Regions from separate parts of the Homo sapiens genome. Here region 2 is linked to region 1. The links are chromatin contacts, found by Hi-C or POLR2A ChIA-PET in ENCODE. All regions are on one chromosome and are shown on one strand. Each heading gives the region's core, a stretch centred on a gene start or an enhancer-like site at or near the end of the contact. The rest is flanking DNA. Distances are from core to core; before and after follow the strand shown. Region 1 has its middle 14 kb from the start of ARSD-AS1. Region 2 holds the start of ARSD (arylsulfatase D).

Evidence for each region. A loop is a pair of places that touch in the nucleus more often than their neighbours do. ChIA-PET counts read pairs that join two places held with the same protein, here RNA polymerase II (POLR2A). Pooled maps may share reads with other maps.
Region 2: a loop to region 1 is called in a map with no recorded cell type, with 8 times the contacts of the local background. The contact joins the promoter of ARSD here to the enhancer-like site in region 1. A Hi-C loop is called at or near these places in 10 of 168 maps with a recorded cell type or tissue (CD14-positive monocyte, Caco-2, Calu3 and 7 more), 4 of 37 single-sample maps with no recorded cell type and 11 of 50 pooled maps. POLR2A ChIA-PET finds 5 or more read pairs at or near these places in 9 of 52 experiments (AG04450, Caco-2, H1 and 6 more).

The regions. Positions count from the first base shown.
Region 1 is chrX:2,888,540-2,892,857 of GRCh38, forward strand. No RefSeq gene overlaps it. Among named protein-coding and RNA genes, the nearest start is that of ARSD-AS1, 14 kb to the right of the region's middle. RefSeq lists enhancers at 1,166-1,757, 1,426-1,515, 3,276-3,966. Within about 2 kb of position 1,357, at least 2 of the 41 ENCODE cell types and tissues checked have a DNase peak (open chromatin) inside an H3K27ac peak, as active enhancers do.
Region 2 is chrX:2,927,087-2,930,923 of GRCh38, forward strand. ARSD (arylsulfatase D) reads right to left here and starts at 2,253. Exons shown (of 10, transcript NM_001669.4): 1 at 2,146-2,253. The coding sequence starts at 2,189. RefSeq lists silencers at 1,741-1,900, 1,921-2,270.

The DNA.
Region 1 (4,318 bases), core at 107-2,606:
ACTCTCAGAACAGTTTATTTTGCAAGGCTTTGCAATATGTCAAGGTTCAGGGGAAAGTGGGGGTAACAAAAAGGGAGGAGAGGAGAAAACGGAAGAGAAAAATATAGGAAAAGGAGGCAAGAGTTGAAGCAACATAAACTGGGGTCTCTCTATGTTTTATTGTAGTGCAAACACAAAACATTAAATTTATTATCTTAACCATTTTCAAGAGTACAGTTCAGGCCAGCTGCGGTGGCTCATGCCTGTAATCTCAGCACTTTGGGAGGCCACGGTGAGTGGATCTCTTGAGCTCAGGAGATGGAGATGAGCCTGTGCAACATGATGAAACCTCGTCTCTACAAAAAAAATACCAAAATTTAAAAAAGGGGGGGAGTAGAGTTAAGAGTTCAGTAGAGTTAAGTCTAATCACATTGCTGTGCATGGGTCTCCAAAACTTTTTCATCTTGCAAAACTGAAACTCTGTGCCTGATAGCAGTGGGGAGATCCGAGTTACCCTGAGTTACCAGTGGCGAATCTGTAGGGGTCTGCGGCAATTTCAATACTTGCCTCCTTGGAAGAAAGAATTTGACTGAGGGCGTAAGGCAGAAAAAGAGACCAAGGCAAGTTTCAAAGCAGGAGTGGAAGTTTATTTTAAAAAGCCTTAGAACAGGAGGAAAGGAAGGTACTCCTGGAAGAGATGCAAGTGCATGCCTGAAGGTCAAAGAGAGCGAGAGCGAGGGAGTCTAACCTTGATCCTGGGAGTTTACGTGCTGGCCTCTTTCTTACCCATGATTCTTCCCTTGGGGTGGGCTGCCCACATAAGCAGTGCCCTCCTTACCCTTGGAAAGTGAGCATGTGCGGTGTGTTTAGGGATTGTACGAATGCCGGTCTGAGACTTTCTTCCTTTTCTGGTGGAGGCTCCCGGAAGGTCATACTTCATACTTCACCATTTCATCTCTTTTCCCTGGCATTTGCAGTCAATTAACACTTTAATGTTAATAGCTGTGTTACTGGAAAGGAGTCCAGATCCAGACCCCAAGAGAGGGTCCTTGGAGCTCGTGCAGGAAGGAATTCTGAGTGAGTTCATAAAGTGAAAGCAAGTTTTTTAAGAAAGAAAAGGAATACACGAATGGCTCTTCCATAGACAGAGCAGCCCCGAGGTCTCCTGGTTTCCCATTTTTATGGTTATTTCTTGATGATATGCTAAACAAGGGGTGGATTATTCATTCTTTCCCTTTTTAGACCATACAGGGAGACTTCCTGACGTTCCCATGGCATTTGTAAACTGTCACAGCGCTGGTGGGAGTGTAGCAGTGAAGACCACCAGAGGTCACTCTTGTCACCATCTTGGTTTGGGTGGGATCTCGCCGGTTTCTGTACTGCAACCTGTTTTATCACCGAGGGCTTTGTGCCGACCTCCCGTCTCATCCTGTGACTATGAATGCCTCACACACCTCCTGGGAATGCAGCCCAGCAGGTCTCAGCCTCATGTTACCCAGCCCCTATTCAAGATGGAGTGGCTCTGCCTCCAGTGCCTCTGATAGTGTCACAGGCCGTGCTCACTCACATTTGGCTCAGAATAAATCTCTTCAAATATTTTAGAGTTTTACTCTTTATCGGCATCATCTTGTCCAATTCCAATGAGGAGCTCTTGAAAGCTAAAACCAAGAAGTCTTCCCCATGGGAGAAGCACCCCCAAATCTTGTTCTCACCAATCAGGCGCATTCGCGGTTCTTCCTTTCCTCCCCTTCTCCTCCTGCACCACTTGCTGCTTCCCTTCTCCCACGAATGCTCTCCAGGACCTGCTGCACTTCTCACAGTGCCCTAACTCTCGGCTCTGCAGGAAAATGACTTCACAGGAATTTCTCCTTGTAAAGATTTTATAACCCAATGGATGGACCCTGATGGGACAAAACCCAGGGGTGAAAAATTAAAATGGCAATGTTACTGGAGACGGGTCCCTATCTAGATTCCAAGAGAGGGTTCTTGTGTTGTACCCGAGCGAGTTAGAAAAACGCCACACTTTGAGACGATTTAAGAGTCCTTTATTAGCCGGCGACCGAGAGACGGCTAACGCTCAAAATTCTCTCGGCCCCGAGGAAGGGGCTTGATTAACTTTTAGATCTTGGTTTAGGAAGGGGAGGGCGGGGGGTCTAGTGAAAACCATTTTACAGAAGTAAAGTAGGCAAAAAGTTAAAAGGATAAATGGTTGCAGGAAAGTAAACAGTTCCAGGTGCAGGGGCTTTAAGACTATTATAGACGCGAGGCTTTGGGCGTTACTAATCAGACGAATTCCCGGGAACTGCGGATGTAGCTCGCCACAGTATCTTATCAGTTAACTGCATTCTTGGATGTGCTGGGAGTCAGCCTGCACGAGTTCAGTCCTTGAGGAAGGGGCTGCCAGTGAAAGAGCCAAGGTGGAGTCTGGCTGGCTCTCTTAGCTAAGGGAGAGTCCATTCAGGTGGAAAGAAGGCTAGGTGAGTAGAGGAAAAGGGAGAGTCTAAAAACAGGTTAGTAAAAACCAGGTTGGGCATTACACTTGGATCTTGCGGCAAGAAAGAATTCGGGGCGAATCCATAGAGTAAAGTGAAAGCAAGTTTATCAAGAAAGTAGAGGAATAAAAGCATGGCCACTCCATAGACAGAGCAGCAGCATGGGCTGTTGGTTGCCTTTTTTAATGGTTATTTCTTGATTAGATGCTAAACAGGGGTTGGATTATTCTTGAGTTTTCTGGGAAAGGGGTGCGCAATTCCCAGAACTGAGGGTTCCTCCCCTTTTAGACCATATAGGGTAATCTCCTGACATTCCCATGACATTTGTAAACTGTCATGGCGCTGGTGGGAGTGTCTCTTAGTATTCTGTGCTTTATAATTAGCATATAATGAGCTGTGAGGACAGCCAGAGGTCACATTTGTCACCTCTTGGTTTTGGTGGGTTCTGGCCAGGTTCTTTCATGCAAGCTGTTTTATCAGTAAGGTCTTTATGTCCTGTATCTTGAGCTGACCTCCTATCTCATCCTGTGACTTAGAATGCCACACCTCCTGGGAATGCAGCTCAGCAGGTCTCAGCCTCATTTTACCCAGGCCCTATTCAAGATGGAGTGGCTCTCATTCGAAAGCCTCTGACAGCAAGATTGAAATAGCTTCAGGAGGGCTCATCCAGCTCATGGGCTATTCTGAACCTCTCTTTCCTTCCTTCATTACTGTCTTCTACCCCAGTTCGGGTCATGTGACTTGGTGACTTGGCCTCTGTCCAAGAACACTGAGATATCTTATTTGTCATTTTGTACACTGGTCAGTGATCTTGCATTCAAATGGATTTCTTCTCTCAGAGGGGAGTCCATTGGGGAAGTGAAGGGTCAAAGGCCAGCCAGAATTCATAGGATAGAGTCGGCAGAGAGCCTGGAAAGCGGGAATCTTGTTGATGGCTGGCAGAGGCCAGTATAGGCATTCTGCCTTTTAGGAGGTTGCGTAGAGTCTTGTAGAAGACAATGGCAGCTGTTTGGGCATTCTTTGGCAGTGTTGTGGATTTTGCTGTTGCTATGGTCTCAATGCTTGCCTTGAACATTGTGTGCCTTGAACATTCATGTGTTGAAACTTAATCCCCAAGACAATAGTATTAGGAGATGGTGCTTTTAGGAAACAATTAGGGGTCTAGACTCATCAATGGGATAAGTGTCCTTATAAAAGGGACCCCAGGCCAGGCACAGCAGGTGGCTCACACCTGTAATCCCAGCACTTTGGGAGGCCAAGGCAGCTGGATCACCTGAGGTCAGGAGTTCAAGACCAGCCTGGCCAACATATAGTGAAACCACATCTCTACAAAAAATACAAAAACAGGCATGGTAGCACACACCTGTAATCCCAGCTAATTGGGAGGCTGAGGCAGGAGAATCGCTTGAATCCAGGAGGCGGAGGTTGCAGTGAACTGAGATTGTGCCACTGCACTCCAGCTTAGGTGACAGACAGAGCAAGACTCCGCCTCAAAATATAAAATTAAATTAAATTAAAAATAAAATAATGAATAAAATAAAATTAAAAAGGTGAGCCATTGTGATGGATGGAAATCACGTAAACCTGGACCAATTCAGGCAAAGATGTTGATGGGACATCACGGGTAATAGCCATTCCTCAGAGACTACCTGCCAAATTGCTCCCCAGCTGTCTTAGTCAATTTAAGCTGCCATAAGAAAACACCATAGACTACACGGCTTACCCCAACCAGCATTTGTGGCTCACAGTTCTGGAGGCTGAAGTCCAAGGTCAAGGAATGGCAGATTCAGTGTCTTCTGAGGACCCACTTCTGTTGCCTGGTCCAGGCTAAACTGTAACCATAATAG
Region 2 (3,837 bases), core at 1,003-3,502, 39 kb after region 1:
GCCGCGGAAGGGGACAGGACGGGGCGTGTCTTGGAGGGTGGCGAGAGGCACGGCAGTGCTGCTGAGGCAGGAGAATAGGGTCTGGAGGCAGGGAACCTAAGGCTTTCCATGCCGACTTCCTAGAAGTAAATTGAAAGGAAAATCCTAACTTTCCTTTTTTTTTTAATTTTAATTTTTATTATTATTTTTTGAGATGGAGTTTCACTCTTGTCGCCCAGGCTGCAGTTCAATGGCATGATCCGGGCTCACTGCAACCTCCACCTCCAGGGTTCAAGCGATTCTCCTGTCTCAGCCTCCTGAGTAGCTGGGATCACAGGTGCCTGCCACCACGCCCGGCTAATTTTTTTGTAATTTTAGTAGAGGCCCGGCCTAATTTTTGTATTTTTAGTAGAGACGGGATTTCACCATATTGGCCATGCTGGTCTCAAACTCCTGACCTCAGGTGATCCACCCGTCTCGGCCTCCCAAAGTGCTGGGATTACAGGCATGAGCCACCTCGCCTGGCGGGAAAATCCTAACTTTCCATGCCTAAGTAACAAAAGGACCGAAGGCTTCCCTTTGACCTTTTCTATTGGGTAGATAGTAGACTGGCTGTCTGCAACCAATCGGACTGATTTCGGGTCTAGTCTTCGTGTGCAACTTTGTGACTTCACCCTAGTCTCTGATTAGTTGGGTTTTGCAACCAATCAGATGTTTGCACAGGAGTGTGACCTTTGTAACTTCACCCTTTGGTTGGCTGCTGCCTGCAACCAATCAGACTGATCGCGGGCCACCACTTCAGTTACATGAGGTGAGCATGAAGTGGCCAATGGGAAACTTCTAGGGGGTATTTGGACCCAAGAAGATTATGTACCCGGGCCCTTGAGCCGCTGCTTGGTCGGCTCCCACACTGTGACGTGTCCTTTTGTTTTCAATAAATCCCTGCTTTCCTTCTTTTGTTGCTTCATTCTTTCTTTGCTGGGCGTTTTGTCCAATTCTTTGTTCAAAACGCCAAGAACCTGGACAACTTGCAGTCACGACCCTCTACCGGTGGCACTGGGGCGCAAATGAAGCTGGGAATGCAGGACCCGGCGCATCTGAGGAAGTGCAGCGGGGCATGGCGGTGCTAGAGGGTGGGGACATGGAGGCGGCACAAGGCCAAGGCGCCGGGGGATGGCCAGAGGGAAGTAACGGCCGCGCTTGTGGTGGAGATGGGGACGGGACAGAGAAGTCTTGGGGGGTGACCGGGGTAGGCACGGCGGTGCTGGGGGGAGGGCGCCCAATGAAGCCCACGGGGGGGAAAGGGGCGTGTCTTACCGAGCGTGTTGGGGGAGTCACAGCCGTGCTTGGGAGGATGGGGTCTGGGGGAAGGACGGGGCGCGTCTTAGTGGGATGAGGGGGAGGGCACAGCCGTGCTGGGAAGGCAAAGGGCCGGGGGGCGGGATGGAGCATGTCATGGTGGGGCCGAAGAGGCGGGGGGCGGGAAGGGGCCTTCTTAGAAATCGGGAGGGCGTCACAGCTGTGCTCGGGAGGACGGGGCGTTGGGGAGGGACAGGGAGCGTCTTAGTGGACCCGGGGAACACGGCCGTGCTGGAAGGCATCGAGCTGGGGGGTTGGGGGCGGGACGGGGTGCCTCTTAGGAAGTGGGGCGGGCAAGGCTACGCTTCGGGGGATGGAGCCTTGGGGCGGGACGGGGCGCGTCTTAGTGGGGCAGAGCGGGGGGCGCGGTTCGGGGCGGGTCTTAGGGAGCCTTTGAAGGCCGAATCCGGGCAGCGGTGTAGCTGGGCGTGGAAGGCGGAGGACCCAGCAGGGCGTGACCGGCCCAGTTTCCGCTCCCTCCGGGTCCCGGCCAGCCTTCCTCCGCCCTCCCTTCCCTTCCTCCTTTGTTCTCTTTCCCTGCCCTTCCGCCTTCCCTTCAGTTCGGTCTCCTCCACCCGCCCTTCGTCCCCTCAGTCGCCCCCCATCCCTGGGCTCTGCTGTCTGGCGTCTTTCCCGGGCACAGAACGCGCCTCCAGCTACATTTTGGAGACTACAAGGCGCCGGACACAACCACGCCCTTTACAGGGGCCCAGGCTCGCCCGGGGCGCCCCTCGCCGTGCTCGCGACCCCCTCCCCAGGCCCCCACCCTAGGCCTTAGTATGGGCCGCGTCCCGGGGTCCCAGGCACCTGGCGGCGGGCGCGGCGCGTCCCCTCCGCGCGGCGGATCGCATGGCCGAGCGCTGGCCCAGAGCGCAGGACCTTGCCCTGCGCACTCCGCGCCCGGGCGCCGCTAGTGCCAAGGCTTCCGCCCTCTCAGCTGCGGGATCTGGGCCGGGCGCCCGCCCCTCCTTCATCCGCGTCATCTCCTGGCTCTCGGGACCTCCGGGACCTGCGCGTGGAAACAGGTTTTCCCAGGTCGTCACACGGGAAGGCCTGGGCTAAGGAGCTGATTAAACCCAGTTACGATTGACCGGGCGCGGTGGCTCCCGCCTGGAATCCCAGCAGTTTGGGAGGCCAAGACGAGTGGGTCACCTGAGGTCAGGAGTTCGAGACCAGCCTGGCCAACCTGGTGAAACCCCGTCTCTACTAAAAATACAAAAATTAGCTGGGTGTGGTAGTTCACGTCTGTAGTCCCAGCTATTCGGGAGGCTGAAGCAGGAGAGTTGCTTGAACCCGGGAGGTGGAGGTTGCAGTGAGCTGAGATCGCGCCACTGCAACTCCAGCCTGGGCGACAGAGTGACACTCCGTCTCAAAAAATAAATAAATAAAAATAAAAAATAAACCCAGTTAGGCTTGAGCACAGGGAGCCCCTTTTCTTTTTGTCAGGAAGGGTCTTAGGACCTACCCAGAGCAATCAAGTTGCGATTTCAGTTTCTCAAAGCTTGGTGTTTGAAATGTCTGTTCCGGATGCTGGACTTGTACTCTAAGTCTGGGACGGGGAATGCTAGATGGGCCCTTTTTTTTTGCTTTTATTACTATTATTATTATTATTTTGAGATAGGGACTCACTCTGTCGCCCAGGCTGGAGTGCAGTGGTGCGATCTCGGCTCAGTGCAACCTCCGTCTCCTGGGTTCAAGCGATTCTCCTGCCTCAGCCTCCCGAGTAGCTGGGACTACAGGCGCGTGCCACCACGCCCGGCTAATTCCAATTGCTATTTTTATCTTTGTTTCTTTCATCAGACTGCTGTTGAAATTACTCCTTTTGATTAATCACTGTGCCCTGGACCCCTCCCCATCTTTTCTGTGACTCATCCTTTTGTTTTTGAATGATGCTATTTTGCTCATTACCCTCTCACGTAATGCTTTTTTTGTATCTTTGGCTCTCCCTTTGTTGTTTGTTTGTTTTGTTTTTAACTCTTTTGACCTCTAGAAAGATCAAGGCTGAGAGTTGAGGCTGCAGTGAGCCTTTGTTTTTGTCTAACTCTCTTGACCTCCAGTCGCTGATTCTCTCAAGCCCCTTCATGTCTTACCTCATCCCCTCACATCCCCTCACAATGCAAGATCTGGTCAAAGTATAAATTCATATTTTGTAGGAAATGCTAGCTTACAAAACAATATCACATCCCTACCTCCAGCCCAGGTGACCCACTTTCCCTCAAAGGGGGTTGCTTAGGTCCTCTTCCACTGGTCAGGGACAAAATGATTCCATAGTCTTCAAGATTAACAGTACTTTCTTTTTCCAAGGCTGAGGCTGTCAAGGGTGAGGCTGTCACCGCCTCCCAAGGAAGTGGAACTACCGGTGTGCACCACCACCCCTGACACATTTTTGTTAATTTATTTTTTTGCTAGAGACTAGGTCCCACTATGTTGCCTAAGCTGGTCTCAAACTCTTGCCTCAAGCAGTCCTCCTGCTTTGGCCTCCCAAAGTACTGGGATTAC